Linked DNA regions of Homo sapiens: region 1 is linked to region 2. Evidence: chromatin loops called from intact Hi-C (ENCODE). Cell type or tissue: ascending aorta. All regions are shown on one strand. Links, peaks and the distances in the headings refer to the core of each region. The heading gives the core; the rest is flanking DNA.

What was found. A loop is a pair of places that touch in the nucleus more often than their neighbours do. Peaks named below come from ENCODE experiments on the same cell type or tissue, not always from the same donor. Only the 100,000 strongest peaks of a DNase experiment are listed, where the experiment ranks them.
Region 1: a loop joins it to region 2, with 8 times the contacts of the local background. A loop is called at or near these places in 2 of 110 quality-filtered maps.

The regions. Positions count from the first base shown.
Region 1 is chr2:221,939,780-221,948,119 of GRCh38, reverse strand. All of the region lies in intron 1 of LOC105373900 (a long non-coding RNA gene), which reads left to right. It also overlaps the pseudogene LLPHP3. Among named protein-coding and RNA genes, the nearest start is that of CCDC140, 350 kb to the left of the region's middle. In ascending aorta, for the core only: no CTCF peak of the experiment used is centred there; a DNase peak (open chromatin) is centred at 4,779; H3K27ac peaks cover 1,581 bases.
Region 2 is chr2:221,774,801-221,783,140 of GRCh38, reverse strand. No RefSeq gene overlaps it. Among named protein-coding and RNA genes, the nearest start is that of EPHA4, 210 kb to the right of the region's middle. In ascending aorta, for the core only: no CTCF peak of the experiment used is centred there; DNase peaks (open chromatin) are centred at 3,290 and 7,821; H3K4me3 peaks cover 471 bases; H3K27ac peaks cover 1,110 bases.

The DNA.
Region 1 (8,340 bases), core at 288-8,287, 160 kb before region 2:
ATCACCGGTTACTTTGTACCTCACACTGCCATGGGTCTACAAAGGGACAGTATCGGATCTCTTTTCCTCAAATATAAGTTATGGAAAATCTGATTTATCTCTGCACTTTCAGAAGCCAAACAGCCCCAAAAATCTCTTCTGTTATTTTGAATTCATTAAAATGCCATGATTTCTAACAATCTTTTCAAGGAAAGAGAATAGCCATGTTTTTTTTCCAGATCCTGAAATATTGATGTTGCTGTTGTTTTTACTCATAGAAAATTGGACATAGTCAATCTTTCATGAATATCTTTCTGCTCATTCCATGTAGCAAGAAAGACAGTGAGAACAGAGGCCCTGAAGCCTGAATTACAGATTTTGCCATATAGAAGAGTTCCAGAAACTATTTGTGGAAGATACATTTCAAAAGAAAACTAAAAAACAATTCATTTTTCCTGGGTCTTCTTTAATATATAGACAAAAAGTTGCTACTATGATTATTATCTCCAATTTACTGGAAAATACAATAGTACATAATTTTCAAGTTGATGCCTTTAACTGGAAGGAAAGGGTCAGTTATTTAGTTCCTCTAAGTGTGTATAGTAAATTCTACTTAAACCCACTTAGTTTTGTTCATTTGATGAATGCTTTAAATATAATGAGAGCCCTCTTATAGTCTTAAATTTCTAGTAAAGAAAAAAGCTATGCAGTATGTGGATCTAATGTACAGATTGCTACAGCTCAAATCTAGTAGCTAACTGAAGATAAAATCAAACTAAGGGGAACCTTGGTGAAGTTATTGTTTATCCAGTGGTTATTTGTAAAAAGTCTCTGAAACATGAAGTTTCAGTCAGCCTCTTCAGAAGTTCCAGAAGATAGCAGCCACAGACTTTATTGCTGAAGAGTTTATGAGTATTTTTAATGACAATGGGGACTGCAATGGTTTCCTAAGAGGCCACTACAGGGACCTGTCTCTTCATCATTGGAACTGAGAGCCCTAATTCCATCTCAGCTGTAAAATTACTATTCCAGTTCCTTGGAGTATCTGAGCAATGTCAACCACAACATGCTGTTCAATTTCTCCTTTCTCTTTGGCCATGTGTGGATTTAAGATTGGTGTTACATATTGCTGGATTTTAAGTTCTGCAGTGAAAATGGAAAGAAATACACAAAATGCAATTGTGGTTTATGCTCATACCGTGGACAAATGGAGAGCCTTTAGAGAGAAAGTAACTAGACAGAAGGAATGTTTGTGACGTCCACATTAGAAACCCAGACCCTGGAGACAGATAGGAACATAGTGACTCTGAAGCAGCAGGAGGAGACAGAAACCTATTTTAATATTGAGTGTTAGGCGGGATTAAGGCCATTTGCAAAATCACACTAAACCCATCAATCTCACTGGATGTCATGTTGGATTGGAAGTTAGCACTGTTGCTAGCTATGTGGGCTTCAGAAAAAACACTTACATTCTCTCACCTATATGGTGTAGATCAGGGGTCCCCAACACCTGGGCCATGGACCGGTACTCGTCCATGGACTGTTAGGAACTGGGCCACACAGCAGGAGGTGAGGGGCAGGCGAGCAAAGCTTCATCTGTATTTATAGCTGCTCCCCATTGCTTGCATTATTGCCTGAGCTCCACCTCCTGTCAGATTAGCGGTGGCATTAGATTCTCACAAAAGCATGAACCCTATTGTAAACTGTGCCTGCGAGGGATCTAAGTTGCATGCTCCTTATGAGAATCTAATGCCTGATGATCTGTCACTGTCGCTCATCACCCCCAGATGGGACCATCTAGTTGCAGGAAAACAAGCTCAGGGCTCCCACTGATTCTACATTATGGTGAGTTGAATAATTATTTTATTATATATTACCATGTAATAATAAAAGAAATGAAGTGCACAATAAATGTAATGTGCTTAAATCACCCCAAAACCATCCTGCACCCCCAGTCTGTGGAAAAATTGTCTTCCTCAAAACCGGTCCCTGGTGTTAAAAAGTTTGGAGACTGCTGGTATAGATGAGAGAACATTTATTCCGAATGGACAATTACAAAGGCAGTTCCAGGAACAGAACAAACATAGATTTTAGAGTCAGAAGATCTGGATTTGCATTCCCGATCCATCATGTACCAGCTGTGTAAGTTTCCTTGAACAATCTTCATTTAGGATCCATGGATAGTTCCCCTGCAAGAAGGCTGTGAAAAACAGAAGAGGTGATCTCCAAGGAGTGTCTACACATGCAGGTGTTCTGGTAAAAGTTAGTTTTCTTCCTCTCTTTATTCTAAAGTCTTTTCCAATTTGAAATTCTACAAAGTACTAATGGACTAAGATCAAGTTTTCCTGCAGCATGCTTGAATAGGTTTGTAACTGCTGCTGTCTCAGGGGTATATGTGACACCTGGCGCATGTGAAGGATTTTAAAATTTAATGTTAGGGATGCCTAGCAAATATCAAGAGAGGAGTGAGAGGTGAAGAAGGACCAGTTGATATCATCAAATATGCTATCTTTGATACTTGCTCTTTTGTTTTAGAGTCTGTGATGTAAAGCTGTTTTGTATCACAGTGTAGTAGTATAACTTTGAAGGTCATAAGTAGGTCAGAGTTTGAAAATGAAAGTTATTTCCAAACATGTACCGTGGGACATGAATATTCGTGGACTTGTACTCATTTTTCATTCATTATATTGCTTTTCAAGATAAATTTTAAAAAATCTTATAATTAAGAGATCTTAAAAGTGGACTCAGAAAACAAGAGAATACACACTAGAGGTGTAATTCAGCATCTAGTTGAAGTAGTTTCTCAAAGGTTTTACTTAAATGTGTAGGAAAAATCCCCTCTGAAAACAAACAAAAACCCCAAACACCTGTGTTACAAGTCTTGTTAAAATAATTCAGCAATAAGACCCAGCAATCCCATTTTTAGATATTTGACCTGAAGAAATAGCATCACAATTGGGGTTCATATGTTTAACGCAGCATTTTCTTTAAGAGTAACTAATTGGAACTGACCTACTTTTCCCTCAATAGGAGAATAAACAACAGTACATACGTACTATGAAATATGATATTGCCATTAAAAAGAACGAGGCAGATCTATGCATGCTGCCATAGGAAGACATCTCTGATTTATTGTTAGGTGAAAAACAGCAAATTACTGAGCAATTTGCCTAGTATGTACCCATTTTGAAACAAAAAACATTTTTGTTTATATATGTGCATAAATGTATCATACAAATGAGTGTGTGTGCATGCGTATTAGGCTAACATAGAAAAAGATTTGAAATAATACTTGCATAGCTATTTACAGTGACAAATGTTTTTTTTTTTGTATCAAAGAAAATATTTTATTCAAGTTCCCAAAACAAACTTGAGGAGTTATGCTGGGTTTGAATTGAAGAAAAAAGGCCAAGTTAAAATAGGAAAACAAATGGTTTTCATTTGGTGGCAGTTGAAATAAAAGTATACACGTGTATACATTGTAATCCGTCATCTATCCCATGTGGCATTTTCCAAGGTTTTAAGAGTCTACCAGGCCAAACCCTTTGCCACTTTCACTGCTTTTGCTTTGTTTTTCTCCTTTCTTTTCTCTCGCTTTGCCTTTAGCCTTTTTCTTTGCCTTTGGTTCATCCATATTGGGTACTGTCCATGCTGGTCTAGAAGAGTCTTTTTGTTTCTCTTAATATCAGTCTCCATTTTCATGTCATCTTTTTCATCTTTTACCTCACATTGCATTTTCTCTTGGCAATGTTTGGGTTTGGGTACCACCACAGTTGCTATCTCTTGAACATCTTTCATTAAAACGTCATCGTCTAGTTTGAGAATACTTTTAAGCCTGCTGACCTCCTCTGGGGCATTCTTTTTTCTCTTTTCAGCACGCATCTTTCTTTTCCACTTACTCCATAAGCTTTTAGCCATATTTTACCTGAGAAACGAACACACACACTTCAGGATCACGCCGACCGGCGACAACTCTTGAGGTTAGTGGTTTTTGTCTTTATAATGCAATTCTATAGTGATGTAACTTATTACCACAAATGTAATAATTTTACAATCAAAAATAAAATGTAAATATGAGTCTTGGTCTTGAAATGACTTGGCAAATCAACACATTTCTTCTGCTCCTGTCCCCTTTCCCACCTCCCCAGTTATTTAACACTGAAATATTAATACTTCAAAGACCTAAGGACTAAATATAAAATAAATTAGTTCTTAGTGTTAGCTCTTGTGTTATTCTGCCCTGAATCCAATCCTGACACTTCCACTAGCTACTTGTGTATTTCAGAAAATATACAAGTTCCAATGCTCAGCTTCCTCACCTATTAAATAAAAAAAAAAAAAAATTGACATAAACAAAGGAGTTGGGCAGAGAAATTTTCTTCCATTTCTGAGATACTGTGTTTTCTGTTGAAACAAAATAAATTTCATGGTCCTTTGCAGCATAATACTTTCTCCCATGTACTTCACACTTTATAGTAAATAACTCATTACTTTACTGGAGGAATGACTAACAATGATATCATAATGCTCAATTTAGTCCTGATTTTTTTGTTGTTGTTCTGAGTATCTTGAATGTGAATCTGTGGACCACTAACACACCTTCAGACCTTCAAAACTTCTGCACAAGGAAGGTTCAGAGGTTCTGACCTTCCTTTTGGAAAATGGTGACCAAGTGCATCCTCATGTTAGGGTTGACAAGTATTGAGGGTACACTGTGCTCTTCTCATTCTCTCCTGGGCTTGCTTGCATTTGAAGCTAGCTGCCCTTTTCCTACCCTGCAGAAGGCTCAGAATTGTGGCTGGCAGACTTCCTGGAACATTGTGTCACAAACCCTTGTTCTTTTTATTGCTCAGCTGGTCCAGGGCATATATTTGCAGCAAGCTGGCCTTTCAAGAGAATGCATTATGAATAAAGGCCACTGCGATTTGTTTGACACCATTAAAGTTATTTTGCTTTCTCTGACCAGAGTGAGATCATCAATTACTTTCCTTCTCTGAAGAACTGAGTAAACATGACTCTAAGGATCACCCATTACTTGCAGAGCAATGAGAGGCACAGAAGACGCTTTGCCTGCCCTTGGAAGTTTAAATTTGTATTGTGGGAGACAGAAGGGCTAAAAAATAAATCACAAATGTAGAATGTGATGTGCCATTTAAAAAAGCAGCAAAGATAAATGTACTGAACAAAGAGATATGAAACTATGTTCTGAGGAAGTACTGAAGTGGCTTCTTGAGGACTTTAGAAAAGCACTTTCCCCAGAAACACATCAGGGAGAAAAGTCAGAGATTTGTATGATATCACTATGATAAAGGAATTTCTAGAACAATTTTTATAGTAATAGTTTAGGCCACATTGGACTGATTTGTATTTATCAAGCTAAAATAAAGTTATCACTTTTATATTTCCAGTAGATTAATACTCTATAGGAGTTCAGATGGCCAGAAATTGAAGAGGTGCTCTCTATGGCAGTCTTCCTCTATGTGGGGTCTAAACAAGACCACCTATTGTGGAATAAAGAAAGAATACTAGATCTTTCAAAATTTTTTTTTACACTGTTCTCTAAAATGTTCTACCTTTGTATTTGTTTTATAACAGTCATGACACATTAGTAAATATTACAAGAATATAATTTCTAAATATACACTCATGGTTAGGGTTGCATACCTAAAGACACTTTAATTTGTGAAATATGTATTTGTTAAATTTTACTTTAACTCAGTTATTTTGAACATTTTGATTAGTAGTTTAAATGACACTTGTAGAAATATGATAGTCAAAAAATTTAGAAATCAGTGCTTTTGAAAAAAATAACTCCTAATTTAATTTGTACAGTAAAATATAATCTTTTTTATAAAGGAAGCTTACTCTTTTAAAAGCAAATCTAGTGTTTCTTCTGAATTTCTTACATATCAGAACAATCTTTAGTCTGAAAAAGTTGGCAGAAAAATCCATGATTAATAGATAAATAGTATTCTTTTCAAATGCTTCTGGCTTTTAAGCTAAGCCACCAGGGATTTGCATGTGGGGAAAGAGTTTTGAAGGTAAGAGGTTTTTCTTCTTATGATTTGAATGCAATGCTTTTGGGATTTCTGTGATTTATTGGTAGTAAAGTGACTTTGGTAGGATGAGCTACTTGAAGCTTTTCTTGTCACTGTGCTGTTACTAATACCTGGAATCCACCCTATCTCCAGAGTCCATCCCCTGCACCAGGTAGACTGTGGTCATTTGGTGCCACCAGCTCTGTCTTTCCATTTTATTCTCTGTCAGGTTCCCTCTCACACCCTGCAGCAGGTGGGTTATTCTTATTGAATTCATGTGTAATTATGGAAAATTTCTTGAATACCAATATGACATTTAGTTTTGATCAAGGGATTCCCTACTAATTCCGTGGCTCATGGAAGGGGTGGAGATTTCTATCTTCTTTCAAGAGTACCTTTTCAAGAAAGGGTAAATTGGCATTTGGACAAAACTGTTGTAAACTGGCACATCCTCTTGATTTATAAAATGATTTTCTCTCCTTCAAATAAAAAATGAGAATGGAATTTTATTAATGGAATAGTCATGGTGCAAGATATTCTTAATATCTGTATTAGCCTGGGGTCTCCAGAGAAATAGAACCGAGAGAGAGAGAGAGAGAGAGAGTGTGTGTGTGTGTGTGTGTGTGTGTGTGTGTGTGTACACACCCAGAGAGAGGTTTTAAGCAATTGGCTTACATGATTGTGGAGGCTGTCAAGTTCAAAGTCTGCAAGGTAGACTGGCAGGCTGGAGACCCAGGAAAGAGGTGATGTTGCAGGTGGAGAACAAAGGCCGTCAGCTGGCAGAATTCTCTCCCCTGGGGACATCAGGCTTTATTATTGTTGTTGTTATTATTATTATTATTATTATTATTATTCTTAAGGCCTTCAACTAACTGAGTAAGGCCCACCTACATTACGGAGGGTAATCTGCTTTACTCTAAGTCTACTGATTTAAGTGTTAATCTTATCTAAAAAAATGCCTTCACAGAAACATCTAGAATAATGTTGGACCAAATATCTGGGGACTGTGGCCTAGCAAAGTTGACACATAAAGTTAACTATCACAATATCTTGAAAAACCTCTACTCTGAACTTTCTTTCTTTCCTTCTTTCCTTCTTTCTTTCTTTTCTTTCTTTTTTTCTTTTTCTTTCTTTCTTTCCTTCCTTCCTTCCTTCCTTCTTTCTTTCTTTCTCTCTCTCTCTTTCTTTTCTTTCTTTCTTTCTTTTTTTTTTGACCGAGTTTCACTCTGTCACCCAGACTAGAGTGCAGTGGCGTGATCTCGGCTTACTGCAACCTCCACCTTCCAGGTTCAAGCAATTGTCTGCCTCAGCCTGCCGAGTAGCTGGGATTACTACTGCACATTACATATTCTACAAAATTCCTCCTTACACACCCCTCTGTACTAGAAAATAATTATAGTTCAGTGATGTCACTTCAACAAAAGCATTATGGTTATTTCTTTTACAGAGAAGTCAGAATAAGCTTTCCTTATTAAAGGCATTATTATATCCTTTTCAGAGAAGTTAGAAATAAGCTTTCCTTATTACTAAAGGCATGAACTTGCTGTCTAAAACCAAACTGTTTACCAGTTTTTCTCTCAAGAGCCAAAATGAGGAGGGTGTGGTATGGATTAGAGTGCTGGATGCCCGCCCAAGTATGGAGTTCAGAAAAGACCAGCAGGTGACATGAGGCAGAGGAAGTCTCCCCAAGCACCTCCCCAGTGGGCAAAGCAATCATTTTCTCTTTTACCAGATTCATACCTTTCTAAAGAAATACATTTTTGTAAATGTCAGCCCTTTTTAAATTGGAAAACACCCAACTACTGTGAGAAATTAATATTATTAAAAGTCGCAGTTAGCCCTCACATCCAAAATATCTTCCAGAGTTCAATTCCAAAACTGCATCTCCCAAAGAGCTCACATTTCCTTTCCCTGAATTGGATATGCCTATAGATAAGCATTAGAAAAAGAATATTTCGGCTGGGTGCGGTGGCTCATGCCTGTAATCCCTGCACTTTGGGAGGCTGAGGCGGGTGGGTCACCTGAGGTCAGGAGTTAAAGACCAGATGGCCAACATGGCGAAACCCCATCTCTACCAAAAATACAAAAATTAGCCAGGTGTGGTGGTGGGCGCCTGTAATCCCAGCTACTTAGGAGGCTGAGGCAGGAGAATCGCTTGAATCTGGGAGGCGAGGCGGTGGTTGCAGTGAGCTGAGATCCGTCACTGCACCCCAGCCTGGGCGACAGTGCGAGACTCCGTCTAAAAAAAAAAAGAAAAAAAAAAAAAGTCCAGGCGCAGTAGCCCACGCCTGTATTCCCAGCACTTTGGGAGACCGAGGCGAGT
Region 2 (8,340 bases), core at 167-8,166:
TTAAACCTTTTTTAAAAACATCAATTACCCAGTCCCAGGTATTTACAGCAATGCAAGAATGGAGTAGTACAATCCCACAGTGTAGACAATGAAGGTCTCTCAAGGATTTTAATGAGAAAGATAGTATTAACCTGTTCTCATGCTGCTAATAAAGACATACTCGAGACTGGATAATTTATAAAGGAAAGAGATTTAATTGACTTACAGTTCTGCAGGGCTGGGGAAGACCTCAGAAAACTTACAATCATGGTAGAAAGGAAAGCAAACACATCCGTCCTCGCATGGTGGCAGCAACGAGAAGTGCTGAGCAGCAGGGGGAAAGCCCCTCATAAAACCATCAGATCTCGTGAGAACTCACTCACTATCGTGAGAATCTCAGCATGGGAGTAACTGGCCCCATGATTCAATTACCTTCCACCAGGTCCCTCCCATGACACACGGGGATTATGAGAACTACAATTCAAGATGAAATTTGGGTGGAGACACAGCCAAACCATATCAAACATGCATGGCCAGATTTACATATGAGAAAAATCTTACTGGCCATAGAATGGAGATGAACTGGGAAGGGGTGTGTGATGTGGGCAGAGTGGGAACTATTGCCAGTAGCTGCTTGTTATTCTCCTAACAGCGACTTCATTGTTTCTCTCTTCTTTCCCTACCCTGTCTGTGGACCCATGGTCAAAAGGTACAGTAACCAGAAATTCAGCTCACTTGGCCCAGCAGGTGGGCACGTGACCAAAATACCTAGAGTCCTTCTACCTCCTGTTTTTAAAATGGCCTTGGCAGATGTAGCCCATGGGGCAGATTGCATAGAAATCAAACACTAAATAGATTAACTGATTCCAATCAAGTGAAGGAGAAATCTAGACGAGAAGTTACTAAACTCATGAACTCAAAACAGGTGATGATAGGTAAAAGACGTTTCAAATAAATTAGGAAACAGTTTAGCTTTAACTCAGGAGATTCAGTTCAGCTATATGGGCCCCATTTTTAGGACATGGGGTTAGCATTCCCTAACTGTTGATTGTTTTAAAAAGGGCTTTCAGCTGGGCACGGTGGCTCACACATGAAATTCCAGCACTTTGAGAGGCCATGGTGGGAGGATTGCTTAAGGCCAAGAGTTCGAGCCCAGCCTGGGCAACATAATGAGAACCCCCCCCCCCACCCCCAACCCTGATCTCTACAATAAATAAATAAAGACATACATACATATATACATAAAAGGACTTCATCCTGCCTGTCAGGAAAGTTAAGACTATCAAGTTGAAGGGCTTTAGTCCCTAGTGTCTGTGTCTAAATTTCTGGTTAATGAGAAAAACCAATCAGTGGGAAGGTAGCTCCAGTTTTCTGGGAATTATAAAACTCTTTCCTTATCAGGTGTTTTCCAACCTTGGAAGATTTTAGAGTTAACCACAAGGAGGATGAAGTAAACAAAACCCACACTCTTCAACGTTTTTGTGTTGAATTTAAGACAACTGCAGTATGTCTGATACTTAAAGTGTTTGTAATGTTTGTAAAGTGTTTTTAACGTTTAAAGATTCTGGCATATAGTCAACCTTGTAATTAGCCATGTGATTCTAGTTTAAATGTCTAATTTAGTGGTTGATTTTAGACTAGAAAGTTCCAGGAGAAGCTGGCTAAGTTTGTAAACAGTATTGAAAGATTTAAGAGAACTTAAGGGTCACGATATTTAAAAGTTTAATTTATTAGATTTATAAGAATTGCTTAGGTTCTTGGAAAAGTTTTGCTTGTTAGTGAAGTATTTGAAGTACTTAAAAAGAAAATCATATATATTACATTTATAAATGTGGTTTAGACTGTTTAACTGAACTTAATTGCCAAAATTGTAAAGTATCCCTTAAAATTTTATTAGATTTATAGATAGAATAATAAGATTTGTAGTTTGAACTTAAAAGCTGGAAGAAAAAAAAAACTCCATTACATTAGTATATTGAATATTTATCTTAGAAACCAAGTTGCTGCACACAGTCTTTTATGTGTACAAACCTTGTCCTCAAGGACCTCAGAAAACGCCTAGTGATTATTTTTCTGGGATTTTTTGGACTGAGGTGAGGTGAGAGGTGACTTTTTCTCTCTGGGCTTGAGCTGAAAGGCTGGTGACCTGTGGACTGCAGTGAGAAGCAGCCTGTCTGCACTGAGAGAATGAAGCTGACAGGCAAGGTATTTCTGAAGGGATGTCAATTCCCCGTTCCGGTCAACCCTAGGGCCAGCTCCAGTGCTACCTTTATGGTGAGTTATGTGAACCGAAGCATTTTTAAAATTTTCTTTTGCTGGTTGGAGTTGAGTCTCTAGGGAGGAGCCAATATTAATGGCACCTGTGGGTAGGATTAGACTGTATAATTTGAAAAAGCAAAACAAAATAAAGAGATTTAATATTTTGGTCCTCACGTAGCTTCTTTCTGAGCGATATTTTCCTATTATCTTCTTGTCGTTTGAAAAGTCCTGGCTGTTGAACCCTGCCCTCTCCAGGGGCCCCTTCCCTCACCAAGGCCAGGGAGCTGGGCAGATCCAGGAAGAACCAGTTATCAGGGTAAGAATACTTCCCTTCTCCTCTCCCCTTCCCTTTTGTCCTTAAGTCTGAAGATATGAGAGCAGGAGGAGGAGCAGTGATGTGAGTAAACCTGAAGTCATTGTGCATTTTTTTCTCAGTTCATTATGTGACTAATCTCCAGGTTTAAAACAAAACAAAACAAAACAAAACAAAAAAACTCTAGTACAGAGAAAGTTGTGGATCTGTCATTAGGACTTTGAAATGGTGCAAGCTCAATAGAATTCCATTGGGTGGGGCCTATATCCTGACTTCAACAGTTAGAGGACTGTGATCCTGTTAATTTAAATTAAGAATTCAAATCAGAGGAACAGATTTAGGGGGGAAAACGGGGGTTTAGTTTAGTAAAAGAAGAGTTTGAGGTACTGTGAGTTAGCCTGTTGGGAATACCCTTTAGGCCATAGGACACACGGTTCTAAAATTTAGAAAGCAGACTGGGACTGGAGAAGCAGATTTTAGAATGATGGCTATTGAGATGGTTATTAAAGCCTGAGCTCCTGTGTTTTCTCTCCCTCTTGCTGGTTGAAAGTCATTTTGCTAGGCACTAGCCAGGGCAATGTATCAGTTAGGAATCTGTTTGGCTCAAGCAACAGCAAATCCATCATAGAGTGGTTCAAATAGATAAATTCCTTTCATTATTAACTAACAAATTCCTTGGAAGGAGGCCGCTACTGGCTTTGGTTCCATGACTCAGTGATGCCGGCCGGGTCCAAGGTTCCTGCCATTGTCTTGGCATTTCCCTCATGTTCTCTAGATGGTTGCTGTGGTCTCCAGGCACAGAATCTGCATTCAAGGCAGGGCCAAAAGGCAGACGCAAGTTATATTGTTTGTTTTAAATAAGAAAGCCTTTCTTACTCAGCCCAGCAGACTCCTGCTGAAGTTCCATTGCCTAACACAGTGTCACATGGCTACCTTTAGCTTCAAGGAAAGCTAGGACAGGAAGCAAATGAAAAGGGAGTTCAGAGTAATGGTAGAGTCAGCCTATGAATTATGATTCCTCCCACTAGAAGTTTACAGTGTCATGATTATTATTCCCTGACCCAGGAACCTAGGGTCCAGACCTGGTCCATGATGGATGACTTTTAGTTTGATCCTGTGATTTATTTTCTTCCTTCCTTGAAACTTTCTTGGCCTTCTGGAACTCAAGCAGTCCCTTTCCGAAGTCTGCAGAAGAAAAAAATTATTTAAGCATCCAAAAGTATAGAGGAAAAAAAAAAAAAAAAGAAAGGAAAGGAAAAAAATGTTGCTATCTGACAATTCTGGATCTTCTCAAATGTACAAAGTGTCTGGATAGTCATAACAGTCTCCAAACTATCCTTCTAAAATTTAAAGGTGGGAACAACTTTAATCTGATGGAGAATCTGCGTAAACAGCGGAGAACCTCTGGCTTTGGACTAAGATTCTGGCAAATACTGTCTAGCTGCACAGTTTTGAATTTGCCAGAAGCGTCAGGCTCTGTCTTGTCCTACTTGAACCACTGAGATATCCCTCCTAAAACGACAGTATTGCAGCAATTAAGTGTCTTATCATGGCCAAAAAAGAATAAAGGGAAAAAAAAACACACACACACAAGAAAAGAAATAAACTCTTCTATGGTTTCTTTGCTCAGGGTTGCTATTTTTACCATACCAGGTCAACGCAGGACACTAAAGTGTAAAAGTTAAATCTACATTTATCTTTAAGGAGCACATAAAATTGGAACCTCAGTTAGAAGAGCTTTGGTTTTATGTTCAAACCTCTCCATTGCTCTGAGAGGTTCAGTGGGGGACTTGCCATAGAGTTGTGCTCATAGAAAGATATTTGATTCCACCAAGTTGTGAACTGGAAGCTGAGTGCTAATCTTAGCCCCCACTGCCTATCATACACTGTAGAATAAAAAACTGCTGCCATGAAATGTTAACTTTACAACTTACTACTTGACTTCCAAAATGATTTTTCTGCTTTGTTCTGTATAACCCAAACATGTTGTTTATTTCCTAGTGGGAAGGTCACATACATCTTCAATTTTAAATACATCTCCCTTTAAGTAGCAATGAATGGTCTCCCCAGAACTTGCTTCCTATATCAGACATTTAGAAATCAAATATTTTTCCACTGAGTTTTTATTATGCATTTAACAATGCTTTGTTTTGATTTCTGATTGATGTTCCATTGGCAAAGGCTCCTAAATGCTCTAAGCATAAGATACCCTCCGCCTACAACTTCTGTGTCACGTCGTTAATATTTCATAGGATCTGAACATGCTGTAGGAGCTTATTAACCTATATAATGAGATGGAGAATTTTATTCACTGAAATTCCAAGGCCTGTTCCCTATGAGATTAATAGCAGTCACAGACTTCCCTGGGGGCCCTGTGTGAAGAGGAGGGGCACGAGTTGAGAGGGGAGTACTTGAGTGGAGTAATTGTATGGGAAAGAAGGAGAGGCAAGTGGCATCATGGCACCAGGAAAAGAAGGGGAGAAAGACACAGAGAGAAATACACACAGAGAGAAACACACAAAAAGAGAGTGGGTGGGACAGAGTAGGAAGCACAGCTACTATAGGATCTCTGGAGAGAAGGTATTCTAAGGAATTTTAGGATATTTTGCTCTGTAATGTGCTGTCTGTAGTTAAAATTGTGCACATTTGTCTTACTCTGTTTTGTATTGCTGTAAAGAAATACCTAAGGCTGGGTCATTTCTTTCTTTTTTTCTTAAAAAAAAATATTTACTTGGTTCATTATTCTGTTGGCTGGAAGATCAGGCATCTGGTGAAGGCCTCGGGCTGCTTCCAGGCATGGTGGAAGACCAAGGGTAGCTGGCATGAGATCACATGCAGAGATCTCATGGCCAGAGAGGAAGCAAGAGGGAAATGGAGGAGTGCCAGGCTCCTTTTCATAACCAGCTCTCGTGAGAAACAATGGACGAAGAAATTATTACGGCAAGCACAGCACTAAGCTGTTCATGAGAGATCCACCCCCATGACCCAAACACCTCCTGTTAGGCCTTACCTCCCACTGTGGGGATAATATGTGAGGCTTGAGGGGGGACAAACATCCAAACCTATAGCAACACTCTTTCAAAAAAAACTAAATATAAATATTTCCAAAATATAATACAATGTTATTAGCTATAGTCCTCATGCTGTACATTAGAACTTAAGAATTATTCATTCCACATAACCCTAACTTTGTACCCTTTCATCTTCCCACTTTTGCCCCTTCCCACCCTTGGTAACCACATTGTACTGTTTCTAGGTGCTCATCTTTTTTTTTTTTTTCCTTTTGGGGTTCCAAATAGAAGTAAGATTACGCAATATTTTTCTTTCTGTGTTTAGCTACTTGAAATTTGCTAAGAAAATAGATTTTATGTGTTCTTACCATAAAAAAAGGTTAAAATTTTTTAGAAATTTAAAATGCAATGTGTACTATGCCCATAGTATACATAGTTGGTCAAAGTATAATGAAAAATAGACTAATAATTACTTTGATCTGATCATTTTACATATATGTATCACTATGTGTCCCATAAATATGTATACTTATGTGTCAATTAAAAAATTGAATATTTTCAATAGAAAAATGAGGAGTAATTATTCCAGTAATCATAAAAATGATTAACTTCAATGAAGAGGAAACAAGATGATATCAGGAAGAAAACGTGAGGGCTTCACAGTTACTAGTAATGTTCTAATTCTTAAGATAAGAGGTACTTACATAGGTTTATTAAAAATAAATGAATAGGTTAGGCATGATGGCTCTCACATGTAATCCAAGCACTTTGGGACGGCAAGGTTGATGGATTCCTTGATCTCAGGAGTTCAAGAGCAGCCTGGGTAATATGGCAAGACCTTGTCTTTATTAAAAATTATTATAAAAAACTCAGTGGTGCATGGTGGCATGCACCTGTAGTCCCAGCTACTCTGGAGGCTGAGGTGAGAGGATTGCTTGAGCCTGGGAGATTGAGGCTGCAGTGGGCTGTGATCACACCACTGCACTCCAGCCTGGGTGACAGAGTGACCATGTCTCAAAAAATTAAAAAAAATTAATGAATATAATCAGTTTTTTTTTTAAAAAAAAGGATTTACACAATTTACTTAGCCACTGAAGTCAGATGTATGTTCTGAGAGATACACCAATGGGCAGGACTGGCCTCAAGCCAGCCAAGATGTATTTGGGATACACTCATAATTTAAGCCTCTTCACAATTCAACAATAAGGTTCATAATTTCAACTATAAGTAGCACGTTACAGAGTGAAACATCCAAACATTCCTAAGGATGCATCCTGGGCCGGAAGACTCCACCACAGCTGTGATTCCCACTCTATCCTGTCCATTCTCACTTTCTTTGTATTTATCTCCATTTCTCCCCGTGTGTATTTCTCTCTGTGTGCCTGTCTCTCTCCCTTTCTCTTTCTCATCCCACCATACTATTTGCCTCTCCTTCTTTCCCACACAAGCTCTCCTTTTTGCCTGGCCTCCAGTTGCTGAGAAAATTGTTTCTTTAAAGTGGGCATTTCCCAGTGAACTGTGATGTGTCCTGGACAGTATGTGTATAGTGGAAAGAGTGTCAAGCATGGAATTGAAAGGCCTGGCTTCCAATCCCTACTGTGCCATTCACTAACTCCTCACCTCAACTTTCTTACCTATAAATGAGGCTTCAGCACAAAACTGTGAGAATTAAATGATATAATGTCTGTAAAGTCTCCTTCCACAGTGTCTGGCACATAATGATTTTAATGGATCTTGCATCTGGATCAGTGGAGAATACCTAAATTACACCATCAGACTATTTTTACCCTGATATGCCCATATGGGGTAGAAGTAAAGAGGCATTTCTATTACTAATATAATTTTCTAATCAAGAACTACCTCTGGGGTCATCAAAAAAAAAATCCAAATTAGTATCAACAGACCCATTATTCTCCCTTTTAAAAAAATACAAAACTAGTTAAGTGTTGCTGACTTTGTACCAACAGGAAAGTTAGGGGAAAAACTAAAGGATAAAATCCTTGTAATTTCGGCTCCACACATACCTTCAGCAGGTTCACTGTAGAATAATTTATTTTTTTCCATTAATCGGGCCAAAGGCAACATTTGTGCCCTGAACCGCTGGAGCTCTGACAGCGAGGCGCTAGGTGCACATTATCCACCGAGCGTTTGTGCTGGAGAGCAGGTGGCCTCTGACCCACGGGATTGAGAATGCAGAGAGGGAGAGAGGAAAGGAGCCCACTGCAGCATCTTGGGCTGGATTCACAGAGCAGGGCACGTACCCTGGCTCTCACAGCCAATAGTCTTTGTGAAAACACGGCTTTCTGAGGAGCGCTCCCACGTTGCTGCCCATGTACACTTCAGCTCGGCATCTCTGTCTTGCCTAAGGAACACCAGAGAGATGGAATCACCTTACAATCTCTGTAATGAGTGCCAAAAAGGTACCCGAAGGGCTATACCTTGGTCTCCATCCAAAACACAACATCTCACTGTTAATTAAAGCTGCATAACACTCCAGGGTTTTCACCAGGGAGAGAAGCAACTGCAGCATAAAATGATGGCGATTCCTAAAATAACCTCGGGCACTCAAAAAGCACTGTTGGGTAAGAACGGTGCAGAGAGGGACTAAAAAGACATTTTCTTGTCACCCCTGCACTGTCAACCTGCAGATCTTAAGCTGGGCACTGTCCCCCTTTGTTAATTGAGCCAGAGAGCCCTGCCCTACCCTTGTGCTTTATAAATCAGGAAACTGAAGCCTAAAGACTTGGCTATGGTCACACTGTCTTATCATAAAACTAA